Linked DNA regions of Homo sapiens: region 1 is linked to region 2. A link is an interaction called in ENCODE POLR2A ChIA-PET data of the cell type or tissue named here. Cell type or tissue: PC-9. All regions are shown on one strand.

Region 1 (8,000 bases), 140 kb after region 2:
TGGATCACTTGAGGCCAAGAGTTCAAGATCAGCCTGGACAACATGGTGAAACCTCCTATCTACTAAAAATACAAAAATTAGCCAAGAGTGATGGTGAGTGCCTATAATCCCAGCTACAAGGCACAAGAATCCCTTGAACAGCCGGGCGTGATGGCTCATGCCTGTAATCCGAGCACTTTGGGAGACCAAGGCTGGTGGATCACAAAGTCAGGAGATCAAGACCATCCTGGCTAACACAGTGAAACCCGGTCTCTACTAAAAATACAAAAAAAAAAAAAAAAAAAAATAGCCGGGTGTGGTGGCGGGCGCCTGTAGTCCCAGCTACTCGGGAGGCTGAGGCAGGAGAATGGTGTGAACCTGGGAGGCAGAGCTTGCAGTGAGCCAAGATCGCGCCACTGCACTCCAGCGTGGGCGATAGAGCAAGGCTCCATCTCAAAAAAAAAAGGATCCCTTGAACTCAGGTGGTGGAGGTTGCAGACAAAGGTTATTCTCTACGAATTGAACTTTACAGTCAACAAAAAGTAGATAAAGTGTGCAAAGTCACTTTAAAGAAAGAGAGCAGGCCGGGTGTGGTGGCTCACGGCTGCAATCCCAGCACTTTGGGAGGCCAAGGTAGGCAGATTGCCTGAGCTCAGGAGTTGGAGACCAGCCTGGGCAACACAGTGAAAACCCGTCTCGACTAAAAATACAAAAAATTAGCCAGGCGTGGTGGCGTGTGCCTGTGGTCCCAGCTAATCGGGAGGCTGAAGCAGGAGAATCGCTTGAACCCGGGAGGCAGAGGTTGCAGTGAGCGGAGATTGTGCCACTGCACTCCAGTCTGGGCGACAGACTGAGACTCTGTCTCAAAGTAAATAAATAAATAAATAAAAGACAAAAAATTAGCCAGGCGTGGTGGGAGGGCGCCTACGTAATCCCAGTTACTCCGAAGGCTGAGGCAGGAGAATCACTTGAACCTGGAAGGCAGAGGTTGCAGTGAGCCGAGGTCACACCCTTGCATTCCAGCCTGGGCAAAAAGAGTGAAATTCCGTCTCAAAAATAAATAAAGAAAGAAATAATAAAGACAGTAGCTACCACACATGAATACATACATGTATGTGTGTCTATTTATGTAACTACGTATACCTATATGCGTTATGTGTGTATACATATATCTTATATAATCTTTTTTATTTATTTATTTTTTGAGACTGAGTTTTGCTCTTGTTGCCCAGGCTGGAGTGCAATGGTGTGATCTCGGCTCACTGCAACCTCCGCCTCCTAGGTTCAAGCGATTCTCCTGCCTCAGCCTCCCGAGTAGCTGGGATTACAGGCACATGCCACCACGCCCGGCTAATTTTGTATTTTTAGTAGAGGCAGGGTTTCTCCACGTTGGTCAGGCTGGTCTCGAACTCCTGACCTCAAGGGAAATGCCCGCCTCGGCCTCCCAAAGTGCTGGGATTACAGGCGTGAGCCACCATGCCCGGCCTATATAATCTTAATATAATAGCAACAACAATCATTTAGTGAATGAAATGTAGTAAATGCATGGTCAAAGCAACATTGTGCAAAGCATTCTATGTAAATTATCTCATTTAACTTTAACTTTTTTTTTTCTGAGATGGGCTACTGCTCTGTCGCCCAGGCTGGAGTGCAGTGGTGTGATCTTGGCTCACTGCAACCTCTGCCTCCTGGATTCAAGCGATTTTCGTGCCTCAGCCTCTGGAGTAGCTGGGACTACAGGCGTGCACCACCACGCTCAGCTAATTTTTGTATTTTTGGTAGAGATGGGGTTTCACCGTGTTGGCCAGGCTGGTCTCGAACACCTGACCTCAGGTGACCCGCCCACCTTGGCCTCCCAAAGTGCTGGGATTACAGGCGTGAGCCACCGTGTCTGGCCCCAATTCACATTTGTTATGCAACCATCAGCATCATCCATCTCCAGAACTCCCAAATTGAGGATATCCATCTTCCCAAACTGAAACTCTATATCCATTAAACAACTCCCTGTACCCCCTTCCCCTTAGCCCCTGGTAATCACCATTCTACTTATTCTACTTTCTGTCTCTATGAATTTGTGTTGTGGGGGATTATTTTTTTTTTCTTTTTTTTGGGACGGAGTCTCTGTCACCCAGGCTGGAATGCAGTGGCAAGATCTTGGCTCACTGCGACCTCCACCCCACCAGGTTCAAGTGATTCTCCTGCCTCAGACTCCCGAGTAGCTAGGATTACAGGTACCTGCCACCACACCCAGGTAATTTTTGTATTTCTAGTAGAGACAGGGTTTCACCATCTTGGCCAGGCTGGTCTTGAACTCATGATCCACCTGCCTCGGCCTCACAAAGTGCTCGGATTACAGGCGTGAGCCACTGCGCCTGGCCGATTTGTTTTTTAATTATGTATGTATTTACTTATTTATTTATTTAGAGACAGGGTCTTACTCTGTCACTCAGGCTAGAGTGCAGTGGCATGATAGCTCACTGCAGCCTTGACCTCCCAGGCTCAAGTGATCCTCCTGTCTTAGCTTCCTGAGTAGCTGGGACTACAGGTGCACTCCACCATGCCTGGCTAATTTTTTAAATCTTTTTTAAATCTTTTAAATCTTTTGTAACACAGTGAGGTCTCACTGTGTTAACCAGGCTAGTCTTGAACTCCTGGGCTGAAGCGATCCTCCTGCCTCAGCTTCCCAAAATGCTGGAGTTACAGGTGTGAGCCACCATGCCAGGCCACTAGTGGTGGTTGTAAAACATGTTTATAAATTCCTTTACCCTCCTGCTATCAAGAGGTGGAGTCAGCCGGGCATGGTGGCTCACACCTGTAATCTCAGCACTTAGGGAGGCTGAGCGGGGAGGATCAGGCGGTCAGGAGTTTGAGACCAGCCTGGCCAATATGGTGAAACCCCATCTCTACTAAAAATACAAAAATTAGCTGGGCATGGTGGCGTGTGCCTGTAGTCCCAGCTACTCAGGAGGCTGAGGCAGAAGAATCCCTTGAACCTGGGAGGCGGAGGTTGCAGTGAGCCAAGATTGCGCCACTGCACTCCAGCCTGGGCAACAGAGTGAGACTGTCTCAAAAAAAAAAAAAAAAAAAAAAAAAACACAGGTGGAGTCTGTGTTCCCTCCCCCTGAACCTGGACAGGTTTCTGACTGCCTCAAAGAATAGAATTCACCAGGAGTGATGCTGAAGACTGTGTTAGAAAAGGCCATGAAGTTTTCTGCCAGGTGCTCATGGGATGTTAGTTCTGGGAGCCTTTAGCTGCTTAGCTGCCACATAAGAAGTCTAGCTATCCTGGGACTGCTAAAGGATGAGACCATATAGAGAGACGGTGGGTGGGGAAGATGGGAAGGGTAGGATTGGGGAATGTGAAGCAGAATGGGAGGGTTGGGAGGGACGGAGGGAGACGCCTGCAGAATCCCACCTTTTTCAGTGTTCTTAGACCAGGCATCAGACACGGAAGATATGAAGCCTTCCGTTATGGGTTATTTAAAAGTGTCCCTAAAAAAGATATGTTGCGGTCTTAACCTTAAGTACCTCCAGAATATGATCCTATTTGGAAATAGGGATGTTGCAGATGAAATTGGTTAAAATGAGATCATATTGGAGTAGGGTTAGCCCTTAATCCAATATGACTGGTGTCCTATGAGAAGAAAAGAAGAGACACAGAGACAGAGACACAGAGGGAAAAGGCCACGTAAAGACCGTGGCAAAGCCTGGATTTCTGTAGCTACAAGCCACAGAACACCAAGGATTGCCAGCCACCACCAGAGGCTAGAAGGAGGCAAGAATAGATTCTTCCCTAGGGGCAGCAGAGGAAGCATGACCCTGCTGACACTTAGATTTCAGGTTTCTGGCCTGCAGAACTGTGAGAGAAAATTTTTTGTTGTTTTAAGCTGCCAAGTTTATGGTATTTTGTTAAGGTAGCCCTAGGAAACTAGTATGCCTTCCTTCAAGACAATCTCAGGCCCAGCCACTGCCTGACTTAGTAAAACTAGCTGAGCCCAGTCAACCCCCAGATTCATGAATCAAATCAACAACTGTTATTGTGCTAAACCACTGTTTTTGGGGTGGTCTGCTACACATTAATGGATAACCAAAATATCTGTTCTTTTCTCTAGATACCAGCAACATTACCTGAAGTGTGTTATTTACTTTACCTAGACTACCAATGCCTCCCCAAGGCAACAGCTTCTTGACACTGTGAAGAAAGTCTTTCAATAATTAGTCATGGGCTGATCTGCACCGAATCTCATTCATTTGGCCTGTCTCTATAGTTATAGACTGGGCTGGGCATGGTGGCTCATGACTGTAATCCCAGCACTTTGGGAGGCCAAGGCAGGTGGATCAACAGAGGCCAGGAGTACAAGACCAGGCTGACCAACATGATGAAACCCTATCTCTACTGAAAATACAAAAATTAGCCAGGTGTGGTGGTGCAGGCCTGTAGTCCCAGCTACTTAGGAGGCTGAGGCAGGAGAATCGCTTGAACCCAGGAGGTAGAGGTTGCTGAGATGGCATCACTGCACTCTAACCTGGGTGACAGTGAGACTCGATCAAAAAAATATATATATATATATTTATATATATAAAGTATTATACATAAAGTATATACAAATATATATAAAAATTATATATAAATATATATAAATTATATATAAATATATATACACACATAAATATATACATATATATACATATATATAACACATAGTTATAGACTGATCTCTTTCTTTTAATCACATCGTATCCAATGCAGAGGGCTGCTTATTCATTTCCAAGTGATTATGGTCATCACTGTTAGCTGAGTATCTCCCAGAAAAACTCAAACTCAAATTTAGTGTCTGTTAAGTAGAAAAGGAGACTATAAAATTGTATGTATATTACGATTATAAACTTTGGAAAAAATGCATAAATAGGCTAAAACTCTAAGGGAACACTGAGGAACAGTTTTATTTGCATGGTGAAGACATAACAGTACCTACATTGACTAGATCCTACTTTGTGCAGGCCCTGTGCCAGTCACTTTACAGACATGGTCTATAATTCTCACGATTATTCTGTAAGGAGGATATTATGATCCTCACTTTACAAATGAGGAAACAGACTCTAAGAGATACTAGGTAGGAAAAATAGGCTGATACAACTAGAAAGTGGCAGAATCTGGTTTCAAACCCATGCCTGGGCTCATTCTCCCTACCACAGATGGATTTCTCTTTTCTATTTGGTGCTGTTATTGAATTAATACATAAATCCCAGTGCCCAAAAGTCTGGTTCTGGCATGAAGGTTCCTCTGACTACACTTTCCCTGGCAGTCCTGAAGAAGCAGTTGAATCCATACTTCAGGGAGAAACAAGACCACATACCTAAATGCAGCTGGACATCTTTCACCTCCAGGGTGCTAGACTTGCGATGCCGCGCAAGCTGACAGGCTGCTGTCACCACACTCTCGATAAAATCATCAGCAATCTGCAGCAGCATCTGGGGAAGGTAAAGTGGGAAGAGTCAGCACGACATTGGCAGGGTAGGCTCCTGTTGCTGGGACAACTGCTTTCAGCTTGGATTGCATATTTAGTCAGGCATTCTAGTAGAAGGCTGGAATCAGCATTTGGGCTAAGGTGGGGAAGAGGAATGAGAAGGACAAAAGAAATGTTACCCAGGTTGAGTGCAACTCACACCTTTCTGAGCATATACTTTCTACCCAGCAGTGATCAACTATCCCAATCCCTACCCTCCATATCTTTATTTATTAGTGGGAAAATAAAAGTGAATCATTTCAATTCCTCACTCACAGTATCTTAAAAGCACTTTTGTTTCCATTATCTCACTTAGTCCTTACAATAATCCTGTGAAGAAAATGGGACATGGATTTTATTCATTCCATAGAGGATTTCACAGACTCAGAGAGACTAATTTGTTCATGGCCATGTAAGTAGAAAGCAGAAGGCCAGGTACAATGGCTCATGCCTGTAATCTCAGCACTTTGGGAAGCCGAGTTGGGAGGATCACTTGAGGTCAGAAGTTCGAGACCAGCCCAACAATATTGCAAGAGCCCCATCTGTATTTAAAAATAAATAGGCCGGGCGTGGTGGCTCACGCCTGTAACCCCAGCACTTTGGGAGGCTGAGGCAGGTGAATCACGAGGTCAAGAGATTGAGACCATCCTGGCCAACATGGTGAAACCCTGTCTCTACTAAAAATACAAAAATTAGCTGGGCGTGGTGGCACGTGCCTGTAGTCCCAGCTACTTGGGAGGCTGGGGCAGGAGAATTACCTGAACCTGGGAGGCGGAGGTTGCAGTGAGCTAAGATCGTGACACTGTACTCCAGCCTGGCGACAGAGCGAGACTCTGTCTCAAAACAAAAAACCAATAATTAAAAAAATAATAACAAATAAATAGAGGCCAGGCATGGTGGCTCACACCTATAATCCCAGAACTTTGGGAGGCTGAGGTGGGCAGATCATTTGAGGTCAGGAGTTTGAGACCAGCCTGACCAACATGGTGAAACCCAGTCTCTAAGGGCCAGGCACAGTGGCTCATGCCTATAATCCCAGCACTTTGGAAGGCCAAGGCAGGTGGATCAACTGAAGTCAGGAATTTGAGACCAGCCTGACCAACATGGTAAAACCCTGCCTCTACTAAAAATACAAAATTAGCTGGGCATGGTGGCAGGCATCTGTAATCCCAGCTACTCTGGAGGTTGAGGCAGGAGAATCGCTGAAGCCGGGGCAGCAGAGGTTGCAGTGAGCCGAGACTGAACCACTGCACTCCAGCCTGGGTGACAGGGCGAGACAAAAAAAAAAAAAAGCAAGCAAGCAGAGGAACCAGGATGCCACCTCAAGCGTTCTGAGTCTAAATCTTGAGTTCTTTCCACATCACTATCAATTATTATTGGACTGTGTGAAGAGAAGGATGAGAATTCTGAAGATAAAAATCTACGAGGCCAGGAGCAGTGGCTCACTCCTATAATCCCACCACTTCGGGAGGCCGAGGCAGATGGTTTGATTGAGCTCTGGAGTTCGAGACTAGCCTGGGCAACATGGATGGCAAAACCCTGTCTCTACAAAACATACAGAAATTAGCTGGGCTTGGTGGCATGCACTTGTAGTCCCAGTTACTTGGGAGGCTGAAGTGGGACGCCTGCTTGAGTCCAGTTAGTCGAGACTACAGTGAGCTGTGATCATGGCACGGCACTCCAGCCTAGGTGACAGACACCTTGTCTCAAAAATAAATAAATAAATAAATATATATATATGCACGCACATGAAAAAACTGAGATTTTTATCAGTCAATATAGTCCCCATGGCAGCTTCTGCTGACAAACAAAAACAAACTAAAATTACAACCATAGATACAAAATTCCTTGTTCTGGTGGACCATTAACTCATTGTCATCTTTACTGTGGGAACCAAATGGACACCATCTTAGAGAAAGATTTCAGATTAAACAGCAGATCAACTCTAAAAATAACCTCCTGTCCCTCCCTAATCCCATTAAAATAAGTTAAAAAAATATTGCCAGGTGCAGTGGCTCATGCCTGTAATCCCAGCACTTTGGGAGGCCGAAGTGGGTGGATGACCTGAGGTCAGGAGTTCGAGACTAGCTTGACCAATATGGTGAAACCCCGTCTCTACTAAAATTACAAAAATTAGCCAGGTGTGGTGGCGTGTGCCTGTAGTCCCAGCTTCTCAGGAGGCTGATGCAGGAGAATCACTTGAACCCGGGAGGTGGAGGTTGCAGTGAGCCAAGATCATGCCGCTGCACTCCAGCCTGGTCAACAGAGCGAGACTCCGTCTCAAAAAAAAAAAAAAAAAAAAAAAAAAAAAAAAAAGAAGCTAAGGGATAAATCCTCAAGATAGGAGACTGGAATTTTCTCCGGAGATATTGAATGATTCCAGAGAAAAGACTTACAGATACTGACATTTAGGGAATCTTCCATTAGGAAGGTTGACTTGTGGACAAATTACTCTGAAGTAAAGTCTTGTGGTCTGCTAGAGTGAACCGAGACCAGCTCATAAAAGCCAACTGT
Region 2 (8,000 bases):
GGTGGGTGGATCACAAGGTCAGGAGATTGAGACCATCCTGGCAACATGGTGAAACCCCATCTCTACTAAAAATACAAAAAATTAGCCAGGCGTGGTGGCACGTGCCTGTAGTCCCAGCTACTTGGGAGGCTGAGGCAAGAGAATTGCTTGAACCCAGGAGGCGGAGGTTGCAGTGAGCCAAGATTGTGCCAATGCACCCCAGCCTAGGCGACAGAGAGAGACTCCGTCTCAAAAAAACAAAAACAAACAAACAAAAAAAGTCATGAAACTGAGGCAGATGGCCATAAATGTAAACATCACTAAGATTAGATTTAAGTTTTGGGGGTTTTAACCTATTTTTTAATCTAATATTTAATCTGTTTTTCTAAAACAATGATTCCAAAACACTATACATATTTGTGTGTGTGTGTGTGTGTGTGTGTGTGTGTGTGTGTGTAATTGGACTGGATATGTGAAAACCATAACAGATTCCACCTGCATGGAATTATCTGTGGCACTTGCTGAAAAATTAGAATAATGCCTCAGCTCACAAGGGGCAAGGCAAACTTTTCAAATGAAAATTTTTAAATCTACTTAAAACTACCTATGCCTTCCATAAGCATTAATGAGTCTAGTAGATAAAAGGATGATTCTGTAGATGCCAGTGGAATTTGGGATTCAGTGTCTGGCATAGTTATCTTCACAGGGAACTGCAGAAGCTATTACTTAAATTGTTCTGATAAAATCATGTTTTATCTTGGGAGAATTAAGAATGCTATTCTTATGTTAAAATAAGTGATGGTAGAGAAAGCAGGGAATATAATCAGTAAAATTTGTATGGGTTTAGTAAATTTTTTGCATTTACCCAAAGTTCTATTTAAGTCTACTTTCTTTATATAAATGCACAATTTCTTAGAAGAATTTTCAAGAAAGGGAGAGGAAAGCTAATGAGTGCTTCAAAGCTAATAAAAATATAGTTTTTTCAGGAAAAATGATACTAGGCTTAGTATTGCTTAAAGTTCTTGTTCACGATTGAACGAATGAATAAAAACTATACTCATTAAATATTTAATATCACCATGTTGGGTGGAGTGATTCAAACCTTGAAAAACAGGCTTAGAATATTTTATGAGTATGACAGTTTGGAGTAGCTTGATGAAAACAGGATGAAGTTGTTATTACCACCACTTTGGATGGATAGTGTCATGTTGACTTATCTGTGAGGAACTTGGGGAGCTTTCACATACTTATTTTCAAAACTACCTTGTGCTGCAGGAAACCAATTTTATCTTTTCCATAGGTAGGGCAATTAGAACATGAAGACATTGTGACTCATTCAAGGTTGTAGGCCAGGCGCAGTGGCTCATGCCTGTAATCCCAGCACTTTGGGAGGCAGAGGCGGGTGGATCACCTGAGGTCAGGAGTTCAAGACCAGCCTGGCCAACATGGTGAAACGCCATCTCTACTAAAAATACAAAAAATTAGCCGGGCATGGTGGTAGGCACCTGTAATCCCAGCTACTCGGGAGGCTGAAGCAGGAGAATTGCTTGCACGTGGGAAGCAGACGTTGCAGTGAGCTGAGATTGTGCCACTGCATTGCAGCCTGAGCAACAAGAGCAAAACTCCATCTCAAAAAAAAAGAAGAAGGTTGTAGTTAGTGAAAGATAGAAACTGAACATAGGCTTTTCAACTCTCAGGTCCAGACCTCTGTTCCTTACAGTAGTGTTTGCAAACTGGTGTTCTCCTCAGGATCACCTAGAAAGCTTATGATAACAGACTGCTGGACACTACCCGTAGAGTTTCTGATTTTAGTAAGCCTGGGATGGGCTTGAGAATTTGCCTTTCTAATAGGTTCCCAGATGACACTGATGCTGCTCTCCAGGGAGCACACATTAAGAGCCTCTGCTCTACACCAGTGGCATACCACCCTTTTCAAGTTAAGGCAACATATAAAATGATAATTTGTGTATGATACCCTGGACTAAACTGCAGAGCTCATTCTTAGCTTGAGGTAAATAGCCCAAAACAATAGACCTTGTAACTGAGGAATCAGTATTAGTCCATGAGGGGTCCTCAACAAAAGAAGAAAAATAGAACAGTTCACAGAGCATTTCTTAGAGCTAAATAGATTTAATTTAAAGGACTCTCTTTTATTCTAAAATTACAACCTTCCTAATCCTTTGGTGTTAAAATGCCATTTCTTTCACAAAAGGATTATGATCATAAATGGTTTACTTAATATCAAGCCTTATTTGGAAATCTTAGAAAATGACAACCTCAAAAAAACACTAGAAAAAAAACCAACAATCTGAGGTTGATCAAGATTTTTGTTATTGTTTTGGTCACTGAAATCCAAAAGTTTGGAAATCATTGCTTCAGAAGTACTACTGTCTTCTCATCCATATAACATGGAGTATTACGACTAAGGAAAAACCACCAGCAATAGCTGAACGGGTGAAAGGGAATTATTACCCATCCCAGAAACACTCTGAAATTTTTCCACAGAACTACAGCCAGATGCTGTTGTCAGGGTATATATACCAGAATTTACTTCCTTAACATATATGCCTTCCTCAAATTACCAAATAGAATTTATTTTATTAATTCAAAAGTAAAAATATTCATTTATGGTCTCATCAGGAATGAGTTTTGTTGTAGATGGAATAGCTAACAGCTATTTTTAGAGAATCAGCAAAAATCCAATCTTTCCAAAAATATCTCTTTCACTGCTCCTAAAATTCACATTTTTAGAATCTTTTTGTGTGTGTATGCAGTGTTTTTCTAGAAAGCCTTTTTTAAAATTTATTTATGGGGCCAGGCATGGTGGCTCATGCCTGTAATCCCAGCACTTCGGGAGGCCGAGGTGGGCAGATCGCTTGAGGCCCAGAGTTTGAGACCAGCCTGGGCAACATGGTGAAACCCCATCTCTACTAAAAATACAAAAAATGATCTGGGTATGATGGTGCATGCCTATAATCCCAGCTACTCAGGAGGCTGAGGCAGGAGAGAATCACTTGAACCCGGGAAGTGGCGGTTGCAGTGAGCCAAAATTGCACCACTGTACTCCAACCTAGGCAACAGAGCGAGACTCTGTCTCAAAAAAAAAAAAATTATTTATGATGAGAGACATTAAAACATTACAAAATTAGGCCAGGCACAGTGGCTCAATGCCTATAATCCCAGCATTTGGGGAGGCCGAGGTGGGAAGATCACTTGAGGCCAGGAGTTCAAGACCAGCCTGAGCAACGTAGCAAGACCCCATCTCTATAAAATATTTAAAAATTAGCTGGGCATGGTGACATGTGCCTGTAATTCTAGCTACTTGGGAGATTGAGGTAAGAGGATTGGGTAAGCACAGGAGTTCAAGGCTGCAGTGAGTTATGATTGCACCACTGCACTCTAGCCTGGGTAACAGAGCAACATCCTGTCTCTAAAAAAAAAGAAAAGGCTAGGTACAGTGGCTCACACCTGTAGTACCAACACTTTGGGAGGCTGAGGCAGGTAGATTACCTGAGCCCAGGAGTTTGAGACCAGCCTAGGCAACATGGAGAAACCCATCTCTACAAAAAATACCCCCCCCAAAAATTAGCCGGGCATGGTGGCACATGCCTATGGTCCCAGCTACTTGGGAGGCTGAGGTGGGAGGATCACCTGAGCCCAGGGAGGTCAAAATTGCAGTGAGCCGTGACTGCGCCACTGCACTCCAGTGACACAGTGTGAGACCCTGTCTAAAATAAATTAATTTAATTTAAAAATAAAAATAAATTTAAAAAGAAAAGAGGCTGGGTGTGGTGGCTCACATCCATAATCCCAGCACTTTGGGAGGCTGAGATAGGTGTATCACTGGAGCCCAGGACCTCAAGACCAGCCTGGGCAGCATAGTGAGACCTTGTCTCTACTAAAAATTAAAAAAATTAGTCAGGCATGGGGGCATGGGCCTGTAGTCCTAGCTACTTGGGAGGCTGTAGCAAGAGGATCACTTGAACCCAGGAGATCGAGGCTGCAGTGAGCTATTGTTCATGCCACTGCACTCCAGTCTGGGCAACAGAGGGAGACCTTGTCTCAAAAGAAAAAAAAAAAAAGAATTATAAAATTAGCTAGCCTTGGCCGGGCAAAGCGGACATGCCTGTAATCCCAGCACTTTGGGAGGCCGAGGCGGGTGGATCACCTGAGGTCGGGAGTTCAAGACCAGCCTGACCAACATGGAGAAACCCCATCTCTACTAAAAATACAAAAAATTAGCCGGGCGTGGTGGCACATGCCTGTAATCCCAGCTACTCAGGAGGCTGAGGTAGGAGAATCACTTGAACCCAGGAGGTGGAGGTTGCAGTTAGCCGAGATGGCGCCATTGCACTCCAGCCTGGGCAACGAGTGAAACTCCATCTCAAAAAAGAAAAAAATAATTAGCTAGCCTTTTACTTTGAACATCTCCAATTTTGGAGATTTAGGACAAATACAGTTTTATTTAAGGGAAGTTTTTGAGAGTGTTTGAGAATACTGAGTGGGATGAAACTAAAGGGTTTGAGTAGAAGGTTAGAGGTTGGTGATCAAAAGAACTACTTTTTTTTTTTTTTTCCTGTCAGCAGGGAAAAAATAACTACCCTTTAATTACTTTACCAGTTTTACTCCTGTGTGATCTGATGATCCACTTCTTACAGGTCATCTGGAGCCCTCCAAAGGGACTTTGCTGAAACAACACCAACACCTTTGCTGAGTCATTGTGGGCTTTGGTGAAACTATAGGAATATATACTGTCATGATACAGGGTGAAGGCTTCTCATCTAATAAACATATATTGAGGGTCCACTAGATGCCAGGTACTGTGCACAGCCCTGTGGATGATATGTTGATGGAGACAAGGTTGCCCTGCCATCAAGGAGCCCATGATATAGTGGAGAGTGAACATGGGAAGCTGAGGTGCAAAGGGAACATAAGAGGTGTGCATACCAATAAAAATTAGAGACAGTAGGCCGGGCGCGGTGGCTCACGACTGTAATCCCAGCACTTTGGGAGGCCGAGGCGGGCGGATCACGAGGTCAGGAGATTGAGACCATCCTGGCTAACATGATGAAACCCCGTCTTTACTAAAAATACACAAAAAATTAGCCGGGAGTGGTGGTGGGCGCCTGTAGTCCCAGCTACTTGGGAGGCTGAGGCAGGCGAATGGTGTGAACCCGGGAGGCAGAGCTTGCAGTGAGCCGAGATGGCACCACTGCACTCCAGCCTGGGCGACAAGACTCCGTCTCAAAAAAAAAAAAAAATTAGAGACAGTAGGATGCAGTCAAATAGTCAGAGACTTGGATACCAGCTGAGTCCATGCCAGTTTGTAGTATGATCTTGGGCAAAGTCACCTAGCTTCTGTGGCCTTGCCTTTTCCTTCTGAAAAATGGTAAAGATGCTATATTTTTTCCCCTGTCACCTCAGGTGGTATAAGGAGAATATGACTTCAAGGACAAAAAACACTTTGATTTCTTCAAAGGACTTTGCAATTGCTATAAAAATTCAAGATGTCAGTATTGACAGTTTTATAACACAGAGCTAAGATATCTAGATACCATTATCAGGATATGGTAACAATACCCACTAATACTTATTTTATGCTATCTGAATGTTTAAATTTTTTAATGGAGTACTGTTATACAAAATAACTTTTTTTTTTTTGAGTCAGAGTCTTGTGCTGTCCAGCCTGGAGTGCAGTGGCATGACCTTGACTCACTGCAGCCTCCGCCTCCCAGGTTCAAGAGATTCTCGTGCCTCAGCCTCTCCTGAGTAGCTGGGATTATAGGTGCCCACCACCACACCTAGCTAATTTTTGTAATTTTTTTTTTTTTTTTTTAGTAGAGACGGGGTTTCACCATGTTGGCCAGGCTGGTCTCGAACTCCTGACCTAAGTAATCTGCCCACCTCGGCCTCCCAAAGTATTGGGATTACAGGTGTGAGCCACCGTGCCAGCCACAAGATAACTTTTTATCAGATTTTTTTTGTCTCTATTCATATTAACTACACCAAGATCAAGTTACAAAAAGTTGTCAGCCGGGTGCCATGGCTCACGCCTGTAATCCCAACACTTTGAGAGGCCAAGGCAGGTGGATCATTTGAGGTCAGGAGTTCGAGACCAGCCTGGCCAACATGGTGAAAGCCCGCCTCTACTAAAAATACAAAAATTAGCCGGGCCGTAGTGGCGTGCGCCTGTAATCTCAGCTACTTGGTAGACTGAGGCAGGAGTATCGCTTGAGCCCGGGAGGCAGAGGTTGCGGTAAGCCAAGATCGCGCCACTGCACTCCAGTCTGGGCGAGAGAGTGAGACCCTGTCTCAAAAAAAAAAAAAAAAAAAAAATTGTCATATCTGTTGCCATAGCAATGAAGTAAGCTACTCATCAGTCTTCCTACACCTCTGTACATTTATTAAGCCTTCTATTTGAATAAATATAAACTTCATTTCAGGATAAAATATATAGGGAATGGCAAAACTATGAAATTATTTAACTTGCTTAAAAGATTAAAACTGAACTCAACTTTAATTCTAGGCCCTGGGCCGGCCCTTCAAAGCATTGGAAAGTCGTGAAATTGATGTGTTGCTCTCTCTTTTCCAGCTGAACTGTCCCAAGCAATAAACAGTGGTACATTGTTATCAAAACCGTCCCCACCCTTACCACCTAAGAGAGGCATTCCATCAACCTCAGTACCCACCTTGGAGTCTGCTGCTGCCATCACCACAAAAACACCAAGTGATGAAAGAGAGAAGAGCACGTGTTCTATGGGCTCGGAACTACTACCAATGATCTCACCTCGCTCTCCGTCCCCCCCACTGCCTACTCATATACCTCCAGAGCCTCCACGCACCCCTCCATTCCCTGCTAAGACTTTTCAAGTTGTGCCAGAAATTGAGTTTCCACCATCCTTAGATCTACACCAGGAGATTCCCCAGCAGGAAGATCAGAAAAAGGAAGTCCCCAAGAGGATACTGGACCAGAACTTTGGGGAGCCCCATATACCCTCTAGGCTGCCTCCACTCCCACTGCATATTCGAATCCAGCAGGCCCTCACCAGCCCACTTCCCATGACTCCTATTCTGGAGGGTTCTCACAGAGCTCATTCGTTGCTTTTTGAAAACAGTGACAGCTTTTCTGAGGACAGCAGTACGCTGGGTCGGACCAGGTCTCTTCCCATCACTATTGAAATGCTAAAAGTGTAAGTGCCTTTAAAGCTTGCCTCTTATTTCTCCTTTACTCTAGATAGCCCTGCTTGGAAAAAATTACTTATAAAAAGAAAATGTGGGCCGGGCCTAGTGGCCCACACCTGTAAGCCCAGCACTTTGGGAAGCTGAGGCAAATGGACCGATCACCTGAGGTCAGGAGTTCAAGACCAGCCTGGCCAATACAGTAAAACCCTGTCTCGATGAAAATAACAAAAATTGGCCAGGCGTGGTGGCACATACCTGTAATCCCAGCTACTCGGGAGGCTGAGGCAGGAGAATCGCTTTAACAGGGAGGTGGAGGTTGCAGTGAGCCAAGACTGTGCCACTGTACTCCAGCCTGGGCGACAAAGCGAGTCTCTGTCTCACAGAAAAAAAGAAAATGTGAATAATTTTTTTTTTTCCGAGATGGAGTCCTGCTCTGTCACCCGGGCTGGAGTGCAGTGGCACGATCTCCGCTCACTGTAACCTCTGCCGCCCAGGTTCAAGCGATTCTCCTGCCTCAGCCTCCCGAGTAGCTGAGACTACAGGCATGTGCCACCACATTCGGCTGATTTTTGTATTTTTAGTGGAGATGGGGTTTCAACATGTTGGCCAGGCTGGTCTCGAACTCCTGACCTCAGGTGATCCACCTGCATCGGTCTCACAAAGTGCTGGGATTGCAAGTGTGAGCCACCGCGCCCAGCATTGTGAATAAATTTAAAGTACAAAGAATACTCTGCCAAAAGAATAAGTTATAGAATTTGGACTCTTTCTTTTTTTAATCTTACCTTAAAACTTTATTTTTATTTATTTATTTATTTATTTATGTTTGAGACAGGTTCTCA

The links. ChIA-PET counts read pairs that join two places held together with the same protein. Peaks named below come from ENCODE experiments on the same cell type or tissue, not always from the same donor. Only the 100,000 strongest peaks of a DNase experiment are listed, where the experiment ranks them.
Region 1: POLR2A ChIA-PET joins it to region 2 with 21 read pairs; 3 of 35 experiments call an interaction of 5 or more read pairs at or near these places.

Annotation. Positions count from the first base shown.
Region 1 is chr1:28,607,911-28,615,910 of GRCh38, forward strand. TAF12 (TATA-box binding protein associated factor 12) reads right to left here. Exons shown (of 6, transcript NM_005644.4): 4 at 5,337-5,451. Among named protein-coding and RNA genes, the nearest start is that of RAB42, 20 kb to the left of the region's middle. In PC-9, no CTCF peak of the experiment used is centred here; no DNase peak of the experiment used is centred here.
Region 2 is chr1:28,466,983-28,474,982 of GRCh38, forward strand. It overlaps PHACTR4 (phosphatase and actin regulator 4), which reads left to right. Exons shown (of 14, transcript NM_001048183.3): 7 at 6,572-7,169. Among named protein-coding and RNA genes, the nearest start is that of SNHG3, 35 kb to the right of the region's middle. In PC-9, a CTCF peak has its summit at 4,689; a DNase peak (open chromatin) is centred at 4,649; H3K27ac peaks cover 1,703 bases.